2 separate regions of the Homo sapiens genome follow, and region 2 is linked to region 1. A link is an interaction called in ENCODE POLR2A ChIA-PET data of the cell type or tissue named here. Cell type or tissue: B cell. All regions are shown on one strand.

Region 1 (8,000 bases):
TACTAAAAACAAGTCAGTTTCCATTTTACTTATTACTTTACTTTTATTTAGAGACATGGTCTTGCTCTGTTGCCCAGGCTGGAATGCCATGGCACTATCATGACTCACTGCAGCCTCAACCTCCTGGGCTCAACCTATCCTCCCACCTTAGCCCCTTGAGTAACTGGGACTACAAGCACATGACACCATGCCCAGCTAATTTTTTTTTTTTTTTTTTTGTAGAGATGGTGTCTCATGTTGCCCAGGCTGGTCTCCAACTCCTGGGCTCAAGCAATCCTTCTGTCTGCCTCAGCTTCCCAAAGTGCTGGGATTTCAGGCATGAGCCACCACACCCAGCCCAGTTTCCATTTTAGAGATGTTTAGGCTCTAGACATTTGCACCACAGCAGAAGGAGCTATGTTGACTTTCAATTTCAAAGCAGATTCTGAGAAGCTATGACATTCTAAATATGAGGCCTTCTTTACTCATGGATTGTCCTAACTACAGGTTTGTTTTCAGATGAATGCAGTCTGGTCTCAGGAAAGACCCCTAAAAAGGTTAAAAAGCAATTACCTAGAGGAATATGAGTTTTTATTTTAGAATTTCAACTAGCACTGCTCATTTGTTACTACTGATGAATTCCTAAAGAAAGATGCTAACTAAATGCCTTAAATCCCTTTGGGAACAAGGTAGTAAGTAAACATATATTTTATAAAATCTAATAGTCATTTAATAGCCAAAACAAACATATTTTATAAAATCTAATAGTCATCTATTAGCCACAACAAACAAACAAAAAGAACATCTTCCTGTGGTCCCCAATAGATGTTTTACTGATTGGAAGTATTACTCTTGAGTAGCTCAGTGAGTATGAATTATTTCCCAATCTGCCTTCCCAAAACTCTCCCTAATCAATAATGTGGCTTTAAAATTTACCAGAATTGTTGATGGATTACCAGAGGTTTCTACACTGGGCAATGACATTTGAAACAAGGGCAATCCACCACTATAACAAGTCCACAGGGAAGGTCCATTCCCTGGGGCGCAGAAGTTGTGTTTGGTGTAGGTTTGTCTAGAGCAACCCTGTCCAACAGAAATACAATCCAACTACATTTGTAATTTACCATTTCCTAGCAGCCACACTAAGCAAAGGGAAACAGGTGGAATTATTTTGATAACATGTTTTATTTGACCCAACATACCCCAAATTTTATCATTTCAACCTTTAAGCAATACAAAATTAATGAGATACAGTAAGTCTTCACTTAACAACATTGATAGGTTCCTTGGAAGGCATGACTTCAAGTAAAATGCCCTACCAGGAAACCAAGTTTTCCATGGGCCAATTGATATAAATAAGAAATAAGACTCAAAATACTTACAATATTAAACATCGAAACAAACGTGAGCTATACATACATTTAAGAAAGATTAGTAAAAATAAGTAATATCATTATTTACCCAAGTATTCCAGTTTGGGTCGCACATGGGCAGAGCCCATCCCTGCAGAGCACAGGCGGGACCCACTCTGGCCAGAATGCCACTCCATTGCAGGGCCACTCACACACCCACAATCACTCACAATGAGACCATGCCGACATGCCAGGTCCCATAACTGGCACATCTTCGGGATGTAGGAGGAAGCTCCACACAGACAGTGGTCCCAGCTGGGAATCGATATTTTTTTTTCTCCTCCAAGTTATAAGGAAACAACATTGAACAAAACAATATTATTCAAGGACTTGCTGTATTTTACTTTGTTTTTAATGCCATGTCTTCAAAATCTGATGTGTATCTTTTACTTGAAGCAGATCTCACTTTGTAAAGTAGCCACAATTCAAGTGCTCAACAGCCACACTGGACAAATCTAGATATTTGGGGTGGGGGGTGGCGATGGTGGCACCTATTTGCAATTGAGTATTGAAGTTTAAAATTACATTGAGGGGGCTCTTTTTTTAAAAACTGAAGACATAATTGCATATAAATGTATCAGTGATTATTGACGTGAAAATACAGCACAAAGCATTAAAAGGGGAAATAACGATTAATACTGAAATGTTTCTAATAATGCAAAAATAGCAGCCAATAGTAATTTGACAGACACTGTCTACAAGCCAGGCTGGCTCAAGTACTGTACTTAAACTAGGCAAATGTCTTCCGAGATAAAAGAACCACTTCTACCAACCCTTCTCCTGAGCAAACTGAAAAGAGTTTCCATTTGTGAGAAGATATCTCCTTACAGATGTATCAAGAGGCTCTGAACCGGTCTAATTTTTGCTGTCTTGAAGGCAATGAAGATGCAGGATTCACATCACAGCTTTGTGTTTCTTTCTGAGGGTTGGGGGATGTATGTAGCAGTGGGGTCGGAGTAATGCTGTGATTGGCACAATGAGGACAGGAGAACATCTACAATTTTACTATCGTGCCAGGAATGAAAGCAGTGAAGTGAAGACAGAATGACAGCAAACGCAGGGTTATACGGTAAGTCAGCACCTGGGAAACTCTGAAGTCAGGAGAACCAACTGCTCCCAATAGAAACAGGCTACAGAAGTGTTCTAACTACAGTGGGTCCCCTTTAGAATAACTCTGATCAGCTCTAGAAGTGTCAAATTTAAAAGTATTATCTTCCTCATGGATCTATCAGAGACAGTCTTCGCACTTTTCTTGAGCAATCTCATTCACACCCAGGAGAATATCAGATATGGCTTCAAATATCAAATATTGTGGTGAATCCCAAATCTGTGTCTTAGTTTCCTCCACCCAAGCTCCAGGACTGACCAGACCTCTCCAACTGCACACTAAACAGTCCCATGAGGATGTCCTTCAAAAACCTTGAATTTAACATGTCAAAAACTAAATTAATTTTCTCTCATCATTCTGCTGATCCCTAACTAACTTCTGTATTGTCAGTTATTGACAAACTATTTCCCAATCTGCCCAAGCTCAAAACTCCGGGACTTATCCATTTCTCCTTGTATTGCTCCAATCAGAAATCATATCCCTGGTGTTTCTTTATATCTCCATCAGGCTCTCATCAACTCTTTATTCTTCAAGTCACAGTTCCGTTCAAACTTACTCCCCAAATATTTTCTCAGTAGCTACGACGTGCAGGGCATTGTGTGAAAAATGCTGGATTAAAAGACACGTGGCATCAAATGTCATCTCGTCTTTCCCAGTCTGATGCCCTCGAGTCAGATTAGCCAGCTGCTCTTCAAAATACTGAGTTATAATAATCTGATTATTTGTTTTTTACTTTAGCCTGCATGTTTCTATAAGATGGAGAGTGGCATATTATTGTGCTATCCTTTTTTTTTTTTTATTCCTGGCATAATACAGAGACTAGTACAGTATTTAGTATACATAAGGTAATTGGTAATTTTTTACTCATCATGCTTTAGTTTACAAAGGAAATTTAATGGCTCTAGATGCCAATCTAAAGATTCATATTTAACTGAAAACTATTGTATTCCTCAAATTTGGAATTCAGATGATCACCCTTCTATCAAAACACTGATTAATTCAATGGTGTTGGTATCACCCCAAACTCTATTGCACATGGTAACTCTGTCATACATCTATAAAGCCTAGTAGCTGTATTGGGTGAGATGAAAAAAACTGCTTATATTCCACAGCAACATAATTACAAATAAGTTTTAACCTATTAAAGTACAGAGTCTCTCTCATCACTTTCAAAGCAGGACCCTACTTACCAATAATTCATAGCATACCTCCCCTTATTTTAAAACTCATATGATAGCTGATTTCCTAACTGTAGCAATCAGGATTCTTAGAAAGAATCGAAACTGAATTTAGCTAACTAAGGAAGCGGATTTCATTAAAAATATTGGATTAGTTTACAGAATCAGTAGTGGAGAACCAGGATTGCATAAAAGGTAAGAACCAAGGGAGACTGGTCAAAAGAAATAATTTGCCCAGAAAGTCACCACCAACAATTCTAATAATGGACACACGATGCTGACAATATTGCTAGATTCCAAAGTCTGTGGAGTTTAATCAGGCAAGAGCTAATGGCTGGCCAAGCCTTAGTCATTAGTCACATGCTCCCTCAGTAGCATCTACGATCTTTGGATTCAGTAGCAGAAAATACATGCTGCGTTTTAAGTTCCATACCTTTCTTTTGTCCCCCAAAGAAAGCAGGTTTATACGCTGAGTCACCAAAAACAAAACAAAAAACACCCAGCAATATTCAAATATTCAATAATGTCATCAAAAATTTCATGATACCCAAAGGTTTTGTGTGTGCATTAGCAATGTACAAAGTCAAGGCACTGATCTTGAGCAAAGCACCGAGTATAAGATTCCCACAGTGCTAGCCTGTGTTACTGAACAGACCCAGGGGGCTGACTCCTTTAATTGATTCTTGCTTGTCACTTCTATTCTGTTCAGGCCTGCCGCTGAATTCCCTTTGTGCTGGTATGTAATTTGGCTATAGTGCAATCAGTTTCTAGTCAGTACAGAAAAAAAGGTAAGTCCATGAGATTGCGTTGCAGGCACCCCTCAACCTTCAGTACACATTCAACCAAAATCTTCCTGTGGTGTTTAATGTGAGTGTTGGATACCAGGGTTATTTTGAGCAAAACACAAAACACACACTGAAATACTTGGCTCGTGACAGATCCTGTTTTCAGTGTTAACTAATCTGGTAAATGCCTTTTAACTAACCCAAGGAAGTAGAGATGAAGCAGTAATAATGCACCTAGCATTTCTTTTTTTATCATTACCTTCAACTGAGGTCTCAACTTCAGGGCACAGCAGTTGCAACACAGAATTCTTTTCCTGCCATCACTCCATCTCACATGAATGGTACTAAGTCCATAGGCTTCAGAGAGCCCTGGATCTAAATGTCATGCAACAGAGGAGGCCACTCCTGGGATCATCTCAGAGGGTAAGGAACTTAGGTTGGGACTGAGCTTTGAAGGCACGAAATGCCTCTGCAATTACTGCCTTCAAAGTGCCTTAGGCAGCACTAGAGCGGCAAAATGGCAAGTTCAAAACTTCATGCCGGCAGGGCGCCGTGGCTCACGCCTGTAATCCCAGCACTTTGGGAGGCCGAGGCGGGCGGACCACCTGAGGTCAGGAGTTCGGGACCAGCCTGACCAACATGGAGAAACCCCGTCCCTACTAAAAATACAAAATTAGCCAGGCATGGTGGCACATGCCTGTAATCCCAGCTACTCGAGAGGCTGAAGCAGGAGAATTGCTTCAACCCAGGAGGCAGAGGTTGCGGTGAGCCGAGATCATGCCATTGCACTCCAGCCTGGGCAACAAGAGCGAAACTTCATTTCAAAAAAACGAAACAAAACAAAACAAAACCTCATGCCATACTTAAAAACCTCACCATGTAAGGTCCCATACCATTCCTATTATTTGCGCACATTTGTTGCTTTCATTGTTAATCTGCAGTATTATTCATAGATCTGAAACGAACACTGGATATTAACAGAGTATAACTTCTTATTTCATAGATGAGGAAAACGGAAGCCAAATAGGATAAATGACTGTCTAAGGTCACGTACAATTATTTGAGGAAATTAGACTAAAGCCTAGGTCTCTTGCCCCCTGGGTGTTACTCTTTGTACTACAGTATACCAACCCAATAATGTCTTCTATTTACAGTTGGCTAGAGTCAACTACTGACAACCAAGGCCAGTTGCATAAAGGCAGCCTCCAGTTAGCCTCCAGTATACCATATATTCACCAAAGGTAGCCCTAATCCTCATCATGTATTCTCAATCTAAGTGACTTTGTTCTTAGTTTACACTTGACTTGTTTGCTGACAATGGAGCCCTCATAACTGCCTTATCGGCCCACTCCCATGTTCTCACAACTGCCTGGTGGACTTCTTCAACATGGACTAACTCATGTCATTGCAGTTTTTTGCCTTTAATTCCACAAATTAAACACAATTATTACGTTATATCATGTTTGTTTGGCTTTACTGTGCCATTCTATCTGTTTACTATTCCATCCTACATCTCAGGTATTCCTTCTGGGATAATTTTCCTTTGTCTTAATTACATCCTGCAGTTCTTTCAGAAGAATTTTAGAGATCTTTGGTAAAACTCCCTCAGCTGTTGTTTAAAATGTGTTCATCTTATCATAATTCTTGAACAGTACTTGAAACAGTCTTGCTAAATTGCTATTTTATAGACATTTATGTGTTTCTTCTGAGTTCCATGGTGTTACTGCCAGTCTATTTCTTTATAGATGAGCTGCGCTTTTTCTCTGGCTGCTTTCTAGACTTTCTCTTTGTCTTTGATGTTCTATAGCTTCGGTCTAGGCATAGATTTCTTATTCACACCTGGAATGCAGTATGCTTCCTGAATCTGTCGGTTCCTTATTATCATAAATTCTGAGAAATAACTGTACCTTTTGAAAAATGCTACACAGGTATCAACCAAAATAAGGTAGTAGAGAAAGACAACAGTAGGAAGTCTTATGGTGCTTATGCATTTAGATTCATTTGTAATAAAAGTCAAATCCTCTGATAATATTCACATTAACACTATACAAAAATAAATAAAATGCAACTACAATTAAACTATGGACCATTATGTCTATTGTGAAACGGTTGTTCATGGACCGTGGTTCATAAAAACATAACTTTCTAAGGAAAGAATTCTTTCCTCAAGACTTTAAAATGAATTTATATCACATTTTCATTTTATACTTCACCATAAAAATTCCCATAGCAGAAAATAATGCAATACTTCACACCAATTAAGCTTTCTTTTCAATTTTTCCACTTAGTTCATTTTAACTAATCAAGGCATAACTGCTACATAATTTGTTTTTGGCTGTAACTACTGACTAAAGGTGTAGAATTCATATGCAAGGGAATTTATCATAGAACTACAATACTTTTTGGACAATTAATTAGAGCTTGAAGGAACTACAAAATCCTCAAATAGCAATCTAATTATCTTGTGTTCATTTTTCCAACTCTTTAAATGTCGATAATATATACATGCTTTAATGACAATATGGAAATCCTTGACCATGATTAGTCACCAAGAGTTTATCATACCTGCACTAAAAACAAAAGGTAAAAGAGAAAGTAGAACAAATGAAAAGAAGTACAGAATGCTTTCTCCATTCAATTTGCCCATTCTACACCCCCTCAAAGCAAAACCAAAAAAACTTAAAAAACACACACCATAGGGAAAAGGAAAAAAAGAAAAACTATGAGAGGTGTCCTGGCCTTCGGACCAGGCTGTTGCAGTTAACTGCATGACTCATGTCTCTTTTCCTTCGTTAAAAAGTTAAACTAATAATTCCCTATGATAGTTCTATTAGTGATCACAATCTATAGATTTCCTACAGAAGGAAAAATAGGAAAGTAGCAATTTCATAGCTAAAAACAAAAGAGGTCACACCTACTTTCTTATCGTGAAGGATTAAGCACTAGAGAAAGATTTTTCAGTTTCACACATGCAAAATTTCAATTTAGATAAATTGACACAAGTTGCTTTGCCTAAACTGAAAAGAAGTCTTGCTACATGAGAACAGTTAAAAACAACAACAACAAAAAACAAAACAAAACAAAGCAAAAAAAAAAAACAGGCCGGGCATGGTGGCTCACGCCTGTAATCCCAGCACTTTGGGAGGCTGAAGTGGGCGGATCATGAGGTCAGGAGATGAGACCGTCCTGGCCAACATGGTGAAACTCCGTCTCTACTAAAAATGTAACAATTAGCTGGGTGTGGCAGTGCTTGCCTGTAATCCCAGCTACTCGGGAGGCTGAGGCAGAAGAATCGCTTGAACCTGGGAGGTGGAGGTTGCAGTGAGCCAAGATCAGCCACTGCACTCCAGCCTGGCAACAGAGCTAGTCTCCATCTCAAAACCAAACCAAAACAAACCAAAACAACAACAACAACAAAAAAAAAAAAAAAAAAAAAAAAAACAGGCAATGCATAAATGTTAACAAAATTAGACAGAAGCCTAGAATTTTACTGATCAGGAGTAAATAATAGCTCGGCCCTATTCAAGATTACCCAAAG
Region 2 (8,000 bases), 84 kb after region 1:
TCATAAAGAATAAAACAACAGTGGGGAACAAAACACACCCAAAAAACCTGAATAGGCACAATAAACTTATAATTAACACGGCCTTTCTGGCATCTTGTCAAACACTCTTCCAAGAGGTATTCTGCATGGTTTCAGCATTGTGCTGAAATAATTAGCATATATAACCCAAATACCACACCACACCACATTTACTGTATACCAGATCTCTAGCTACCTGTGTATGCTCAGCTACTAAACATTCTACCATCGTTTCCCCCTGAAGTCAAACAGCAGGACAGAATTGTTAAATACTTATTATAGCATGTCTCAATTGGCACTGAAAGTTGAAGAACCAGTTTCTAATTGAAGAGAAAAAAAGAATGGAAAATATTGCTTTAAAATAAAATTATCTCCCTTCCCTTGTCAGTTCAAATATGTGTTGGTATTAAAGAAACATCATATACAAGTTCTACTTCTGTTAAGTCCCTGGAATATTGCTTTAAAAATTAATGTTTATTACTTGAAATCCTATAAAAAGCTTCTGCTGTCCCACCCCTTTCTTGCACACTTAAAATTACATGGCTTCTTAAGCCAGGAAACTTTGGAGCAATAGCTGGTACCACCAAGTACACAAGCTGTACAAACTGGATTTAACCAGCCTAGTGTTGGTGCGACCTGCTTTTCAACACGCTCTGAAATACAGGAGCGTGCCAATAATTCCAGCTTTTCACATGTAGCCCTTCTTCCCTTTAAATACATCTCCACCAAAAAAACAAACAAACAAAAAACAAACAAAAAAAGCCTCAGATATTTAACCTCTACTAGTAATGTACCCAGTTCATATCATATTTTTCTAAGAGAATTCAATGCTATTTGTCTAGGTTTTTATTTGATAACAATAAGGTGAGAGTAAGCACAGGCAATCCAAGGACACTTACAGAGTGGCTCTGCAATCTGGTTGCCAGCAGAGGGTGACAATTAAGCTTGTGGGGCACAAAAGCAAAGGCTGAAAGATTATGACCACTCTCCCCACCACCTTCCCCCTCAAACACCACGTTTCTTCCAGATTCTAGATTTCCACTTGTCACACAGACTTCCCGCTGGGTGCCCTGCAGGTTCCTTTCCATAAACAGCATGGATTTCAAATCAAGCAGGGCACAAGGCCTCTATTCAGGGGCCTTCACCCTGTTACAAAAAAGCACAAAGGTGCAGGACAGCCTCACAATGGGCAAACAAATGAGCAGGCCCCGCCTCCTCCTCCAACACACGTGCACACAGTGTCTGCCCAATGCCTACTTTTTTTTTTTTAAAGTAAACTTCAGCTAGGAAATAGTAACAGGCTCAAAAGTCCTATGCATATTACCCTTTTATGTTTCTTTTTATTTTCTCTTCTTCGCTCAATGAACTGCTTTCTAAAGAGGCTGAAAAAGATCATTACAACTATAGTGGATAAACATTTCAATTTAGACATCGTCCCCCTAAAATAAGCAACACAGACTAACAGACTATGAAAGCTATCAGAAAAATGTATTGTGGCCTTATATTTCACTCTTTAAGGCTTTAAAAGTTCAAAATAATTAGATGCCACCAAAATCTCAAATACTATTCCTAACCACAAGAAGCTTTCAGCTATTAAGTACAGTTGGAAATAAAATCAAAACAAAATTTAGTGAGAACTATTGAAAAGGAAACGTGTTCTGCCTCAGCTTATGTTTGAACATAAGTATTAATTTAATAAGGGAGCACATAGAAAAGGTGCCAAGTTTAAACCTAGAACAATCAACAACTACATATAACTTACAGTGGGACTATAAAGTCTGTTTGGCTGTTTTAATAATGATATAAAAATATTCCATAAGAAACTTGAGCTTTTTCATCTTAAAAAGCTATATTTATTTTTTGGTACATACTTATTTTCATCTCAAGAAGAGCAAATACACAGTAAAAAGGCAATGACAGTATCAGAAAATAAAGAATATGTTCAGCATCATATTTTATAAACAAAGAAGCACAGCTTTACACTTTAAAACATTACTGCCATCTTTGGTTATTTGTAAGTTTAAGCAGCCAGTGAACACCAGTGTGTAAACCAATATACACATATAAATAATTACATTTATCTGCTGTATAGAATGCCATATTGTGGTAATACTGCAATGCACAAGAACCAGGCAATGGAAATGAGGTTTCCCCTTTCAGAATTCATCAGTACTGTTTTTCTACATCTCACTCACAATCTTTTAACCATTGATGGACTCTGGCCTTAACCTTCTTTATGTTACGAGTCAAAGGTTAAAGGGAAACTGACTCACAAACAAAGGTGTGAAAAAAGTTTAGCGTAGTAGTAATTACACATTTGTTTCAGAAATTTTCAGTTTGGTATTTCTTCACCCCGCCCCCCCCCTTTTTTTTTTTTTTAAGAAACAAGGTCTCGATCTGTGGCTCAGCCTAATCATAGCTCACTGTAGCCTCTAACTCCCAGGCTCAAGCAATTCTCCTGCCTCAGCCCACCCATGCCTCCCTAGTAGCTAGGACTACAGGCACATACCACTATGCCTGGCTGATTTTTTTTTTTTTTTTTTTTTTTTAAGACGGAATCTTGCTCTCGTTGCCCAGGCTGGAGTGCATCGCGCAATCTCAGCTCACCGCAATCTCCACCTCCCGGGTTGAAGCGATTCTCCTGCCTCAGCCTCCCGAGTAGCTGGGATTACAGGCATGCGCCACCATGCCTTGCTAATTTTGTATCTTTAGGAGAGATGGGGTTTCTCCATGTTGGTCAGGCTGGTCTCAAACTCCCAACCTCAAGTGATCAGCCTGCCTCGGCCTCTCAAAGTGATGGGATTACAGGCGTGAGCCACCGTGCCCGGCCTAATTTATTTATTTTTTTAATATTTTGAGAGATGGGGTATCACTATACTTCCCAGGCTGGTCTCCAGCTACTGGCCTCAAGTGATTCTCCTGCCAAAGTGCTGAAAATCAGGAATGAGCCACTGTGCCCAGGCCTCTTGTAACAAATGTCGTAGACGCTGACTGAATGCCTACTATGGGCTTATTCCCTTTGCGAGGTACTTGAACATATCACAGTATGAAATGAAACATGACCAGGAGGAAAACACTAGTATCCCACTTCTACTACAGGAAAGGGTAAAGATAACTATTACAAGGGCCTAGTAGAAAGGCCAGGAGCAGGAGTGCTTCTGTTTTCTTTCATTAGGAAATGAATAAAATCCAAATAGCAATATGTAACTTTGAATAAAATGCAGAATAACCAAAACGTCAAAGACACTTTTTAAAAAATTAAAAAGGGAAAACATTCCCATGGTATAAGCTTTGAATTTTTTTTTTTTTTTTTTTTTTTTGAGACTGAGTCTCGCTCTGTAGTCCAGGCTGTAGTGCAGTGGGCGCAATCTCGGCTCCCTGCAAGCACTGCCTCCCGGTTTCAAGAGATTCTCCTGCCTCAGCCTCCCGAGTAGCTGGGACTACAGGCATGTGCCACCACACCTGGCTAATTTTTTGTATTTTTAGTAGAGATGGGGTTTCACTGTGTTGGCCAGAATGGTCTCTATCTCCTGACCTTGTGAACTGCCCGCCTTGGCCTCCCAAAGTGCTGGGATTACAGGCATAAGCCACTCTGCCTGGCCTAGCTTTGGATTTTTTTATTTACCTTTCTGCAATTTTTCAATGTGTTACCAAGTTTAAATGTGAATTTAAATCCTTTTTCCTTTATATACAACTAGAGCATATTTTCTGTAAACAGCACGTTGTTCAGCCTCTTAATATATTGTAGAGCTCATTCTATATCTGCAACTAAATATCTACTTTATTCTTTTTTTTTATGGCCACACAACATTGCATTATTTGTAGGTGGAGTAACGTATTTAACCAGTCACTTATTGATGTACATTTAGGTTGTTTCCAGTCTTCCGTTCTTCATACAGCACTATAGTAAGCATCCTTACGCATATATCTTCACATGAAAATCTCTGTAGCATCAATCTTTACAAGTGAAATTTCTGTCAAAGGGTTGTATATGTCCATTGTCACACTGCTATAAAGAAATACCTAAGACTGCATAATTTATAAAGAAAACAGGTGTAATTGGCTCACAGTTCTGCAGGCCGTACAGGAAGCATGGCAGCTTCTGCTTCTGAGGAGGCCTCAGGAAGCTTCCAATCATGGTGGAAGGCAAAAGGGGAGTGAGGTGGCTCACACAGTGGGAGCAGCAAGGGAGAGAGCAGGGAGGTGCTACACACTTTTAAACAACCAGGTCTCATGAGAACTCACTCACTATCACGAGAACAGCACCAAGAGGATGGTCTGAAACCTTATTCAAGAGAAACCGCCCCCATGATCCAATCCTCTCCCACCTGGCCCCACCTCCAACATTAAGGATTACAATTAGACATGAGATTTGGGTGGAGACACAGATCCAAACTGTATCAGATTGCTACATTTGAAATGTTAATATATACTGGCAAATTGTTCTTAACAAAGGAAGTATCAATTTACACTTACAGTCCATCATTCTGGAATAGAACAAAACTTACTCCAGGTGTCAAACTACATCATAAAAAGTAGCAAAACCAGAGCAGGGGATGAGTGGGAAGATAGGTAGACAGTAACCAAAAAAAAAAAGAATTTAAGAGCATACAGACTATAAACTAACAGATGATGGAGGAATGGAGGAGGGAAAGGAGCACCTTGGTCCTTGACAAACAAATGGCAATGGCACCTAGTAAGAGGTCAGTGAGGAGGCCTCTAGATGCCAGCAAAATCCAACAAAGAGCGTCAGGTCAGAAACAAAATGCAACAGAGCCTCCATGGTGTCTGGATCTGGAATAAGTGATAACTGTCATGTTATTTAAGAAAAGTTTTTCCAATCCTCACATCAAGTATAGATATGCTAGGAAGAGAGTTAAGATGGCCACATTGTTATTATCTTGCAATAATTCAGAATGAGGGAATGAATGACGATTTGAGTAGTCTCAATAATTTCTTGATCCTTTTCTCTTTGTGCTTTGGAAATTCCCTATCACCAATTCCAAATCGTAAAAGGGAAACAGAAGCCTATCCCCAACATGTGAGGGTGGGGGAGAGGTGGCTGCGACCACTTCCACAGAGAGGATGCCTGGTGGCCACACAGCCTGCCACAGTTCGTGAAATCATCCCTAGGCTTCAGACATTTGGCATATTATTGACCTCCCTCCACTTTCTGTGTGTAGATGAATTTCAAATATCATTTCCAAAAGGAAAGCGATATAAATCCATACAACATGCACATCAAGGATGGCATGCTCAGCCCTTGCCACCTCAGGAAAGCCCCACTGACAGCTCATATTCGCAAGAGGGGACTTGTGACAGGTACTGTGCACAGAGGTAGTGTGCACGGTTCATCCTAACGACACCACCACAAGATAGTTGCTATTGTTACCTCGTTTTTTCCTACCAGGAAACAAAAACTGAAGTCATTTGCAGAGCTAGCTTATGAGCACTAGGCTGGAGTAACTGAAAGTGATGGATATCTCTTCATTTCTATAATAACTGTACACTAGAGACAACTGGAAGCTTCAAACACTATCACATAATAAGGGATTGAATATAATTTTAGCTTTTTAAGGTTTTATCCTGGGCTTCATATATTCCCCTAAATTCTCTTTTGAAAAATTATAATCTTAAGTAGTTTATACGTGGAACACTTCTAAAACATCAATTCCAGTAACATGAATAAGTAAGAAATGCGAAAATGAAAAATTCTCTTCCACAGGTGTGAAGGCAAAGCCACACTCCTTATCATCAAGCATTACCAGAAGCCTACAGGCTGGCTGGCAAGCCAGGTGAAGGGGCCCGCCTGCCAGATTATGTTCTTTAAGGATCCTCTACCGGCTCTTCTCTTTCTCCCTGTCCTTTAAGAATGGGGGCCCCTCAAGTGTCTGTACCCCAAGGACTCCATGTGGCCCCCTGCTTGGTGGTGATTCCCAAATCTCTACAGGAGGTCCTTAACTGCATCCTTAATGTTTGGACCTCTGGAGAGAGTGCCTTGCACTCATCGGGTCAAGAAATGACTCTCCCAAATGACCCCACAGACCTGTTCCTTCTCCCTTGGGCCCCCACCTCACCGAAGGAGAGCACCCAAATGAGATTGCTCAGAGCCACCCCACACAACTCATTATCTCTTCTACAATCTGTGCACGTCTGACACATCACCAAAGCCCAAATCATCACCCAGTCCATCCCCTTCCTCCTGATCCGATGGCAGACACCTGCACTGCGGTCAATGCTGCTGACTTCCTCAAATACAAGTGCTCAGAAAATGCCTCCCGAAGGCCTACAGAAGGAAGTTTAAGTCCCAGTCTGGGCTCAGAAGAGCTCTTCAGGCACCCTCCGGCCACCAGGTCAGCTTCTACAGGGCCGGCCCCAGGGTGTGGGGCAAAACCGTACTTCACCTGTTCAGCTGCTCGGGTCCCATGGGCCATGCGGCCACTGCTCCTCGGTGCCTTTCAGCCAGTCCAAGTGGATGCCCTTCCTCCTCCTTACTGTCCTCAAGATCCTGCTAGAAGTTAACCCTATCACCCTCCAAAACAACTACCTCAAACCAACCTCAAATGGGCTCCTCTTAAAGAACTTAGAATGCCATATATTAACTATTTGTGGTGTATCCCAAACTGGACACCATTTTTCTAAGACGGGGATGCTATCGTCTTGGATTCCCAAGGGCCCAGCAAGGATGGGTACTGGATAAAAGCCAGGTGAATGACTGAATGGTTTCTAGGAGCTTATACTTAGAATTAGACACAGCAACACAAAAACAAATGTATAAGGACAAACACATAAAACTGAACAAAACTTGGGCACACATCCAAGAATATTTATCATGTTAGCAGCTACTCTGCCTGGTAAATGTGCTACAGAACACATTTTGCTGTTTGTTACTGGCAGTCTTATGGCAAAAGGATGACTGCAAAATAATGCAGTAAAAATATACTGGAAATTAAGACTGCAGAGAGCATCAATAATGCCACCAGAAGCGGGGGTGGGGTGGGGATCAAGACATTTGATGCTTACCAAAAAACAGATCAGGAATAAAATATCCCACCTCCCAAAAAATGATGAGTTTGACAAAACCTGCAGATCAAACCACTAATTTATAGGAAATAAAAAGGTCCAAGCAACATGTTAAACCATTGCAAATCAATCAGGAAATCCCAGGCTGTGGGAATCTCTACTAGACAAATGTCCCAGTTTCAATAAATAAATGGCAACAGAAAAAAATGAAAAGTGAGAGGACGAGAAGGAGAGGAGATGGAGGAAAATCCTAGAAATGAAGAGTAATTAAAAGATAACAACAAATTGTTAACACTTTATTTGGATCCTGATTCAAACTACCCCACAATGTAAATTAAACAATAATATATATTCCATTTATGAGATTATTGGAAATTTGAATACTGGATAATTGATAGGAATAAATTATATTTTAATAGTGATAACTGTATTATGTCTCTTTTTTAAAGTTCTTTATCTTTTAAAGGCACATACTGAAATATTTACCAATGAAATGATACAACATCTGGGCCAGGCATGATGGCTCACACCTGTAATCTCAGTGCTTTGAGAGGCCAAGGCAGGCGGATCACGGCGTCAGGAGTTCGAGCCCAGCCTGGCCAACATGGTGAAACCCTGTCTCTACTAAAAATACAAAAAATTAGCCAGGCATGGTGGCAGTGCCTGTAATCCCAGCTACTCGGGAAGCTGAGGCAGGAGAATCACTTGAACCTGGGAGGCGAAGTTGCAGTGAGCCGAGACCTCACCACTGCACCCGAGCCTGGGCAACAGAGAGAGACTCCTTCTCAAAATAGTAACATCTGGAATTTACTTCAAAATAATAAAAGGGACAGGGGATACGGGGATGAGAAGGGGGAGACAGAGGTGAAACAAGATGAAGGTGGAGTGACGTGTGCCAGATTAATTACACCATTATCTACTTCTGTTTACATTTGGAAATTTCCTTTTAAAGGAAACTG

What was found. Peaks named below come from ENCODE experiments on the same cell type or tissue, not always from the same donor. Only the 100,000 strongest peaks of a DNase experiment are listed, where the experiment ranks them.
Region 2: POLR2A ChIA-PET joins it to region 1 with 8 read pairs; 8 of 35 experiments call an interaction of 5 or more read pairs at or near these places.

Annotation. Positions count from the first base shown.
Region 1 is chr6:157,010,182-157,018,181 of GRCh38, reverse strand. All of the region lies in intron 4 of ARID1B (AT-rich interaction domain 1B), which reads right to left. Among named protein-coding and RNA genes, the nearest start is that of MIR4466, 230 kb to the right of the region's middle. In B cell, a CTCF peak has its summit at 5,547; no DNase peak of the experiment used is centred here; H3K27ac peaks cover 644 bases.
Region 2 is chr6:156,926,529-156,934,528 of GRCh38, reverse strand. All of the region lies in intron 3 of ARID1B (AT-rich interaction domain 1B), which reads right to left. Among named protein-coding and RNA genes, the nearest start is that of MIR4466, 150 kb to the right of the region's middle. In B cell, no CTCF peak of the experiment used is centred here; a DNase peak (open chromatin) is centred at 6,318; H3K27ac peaks cover 3,663 bases.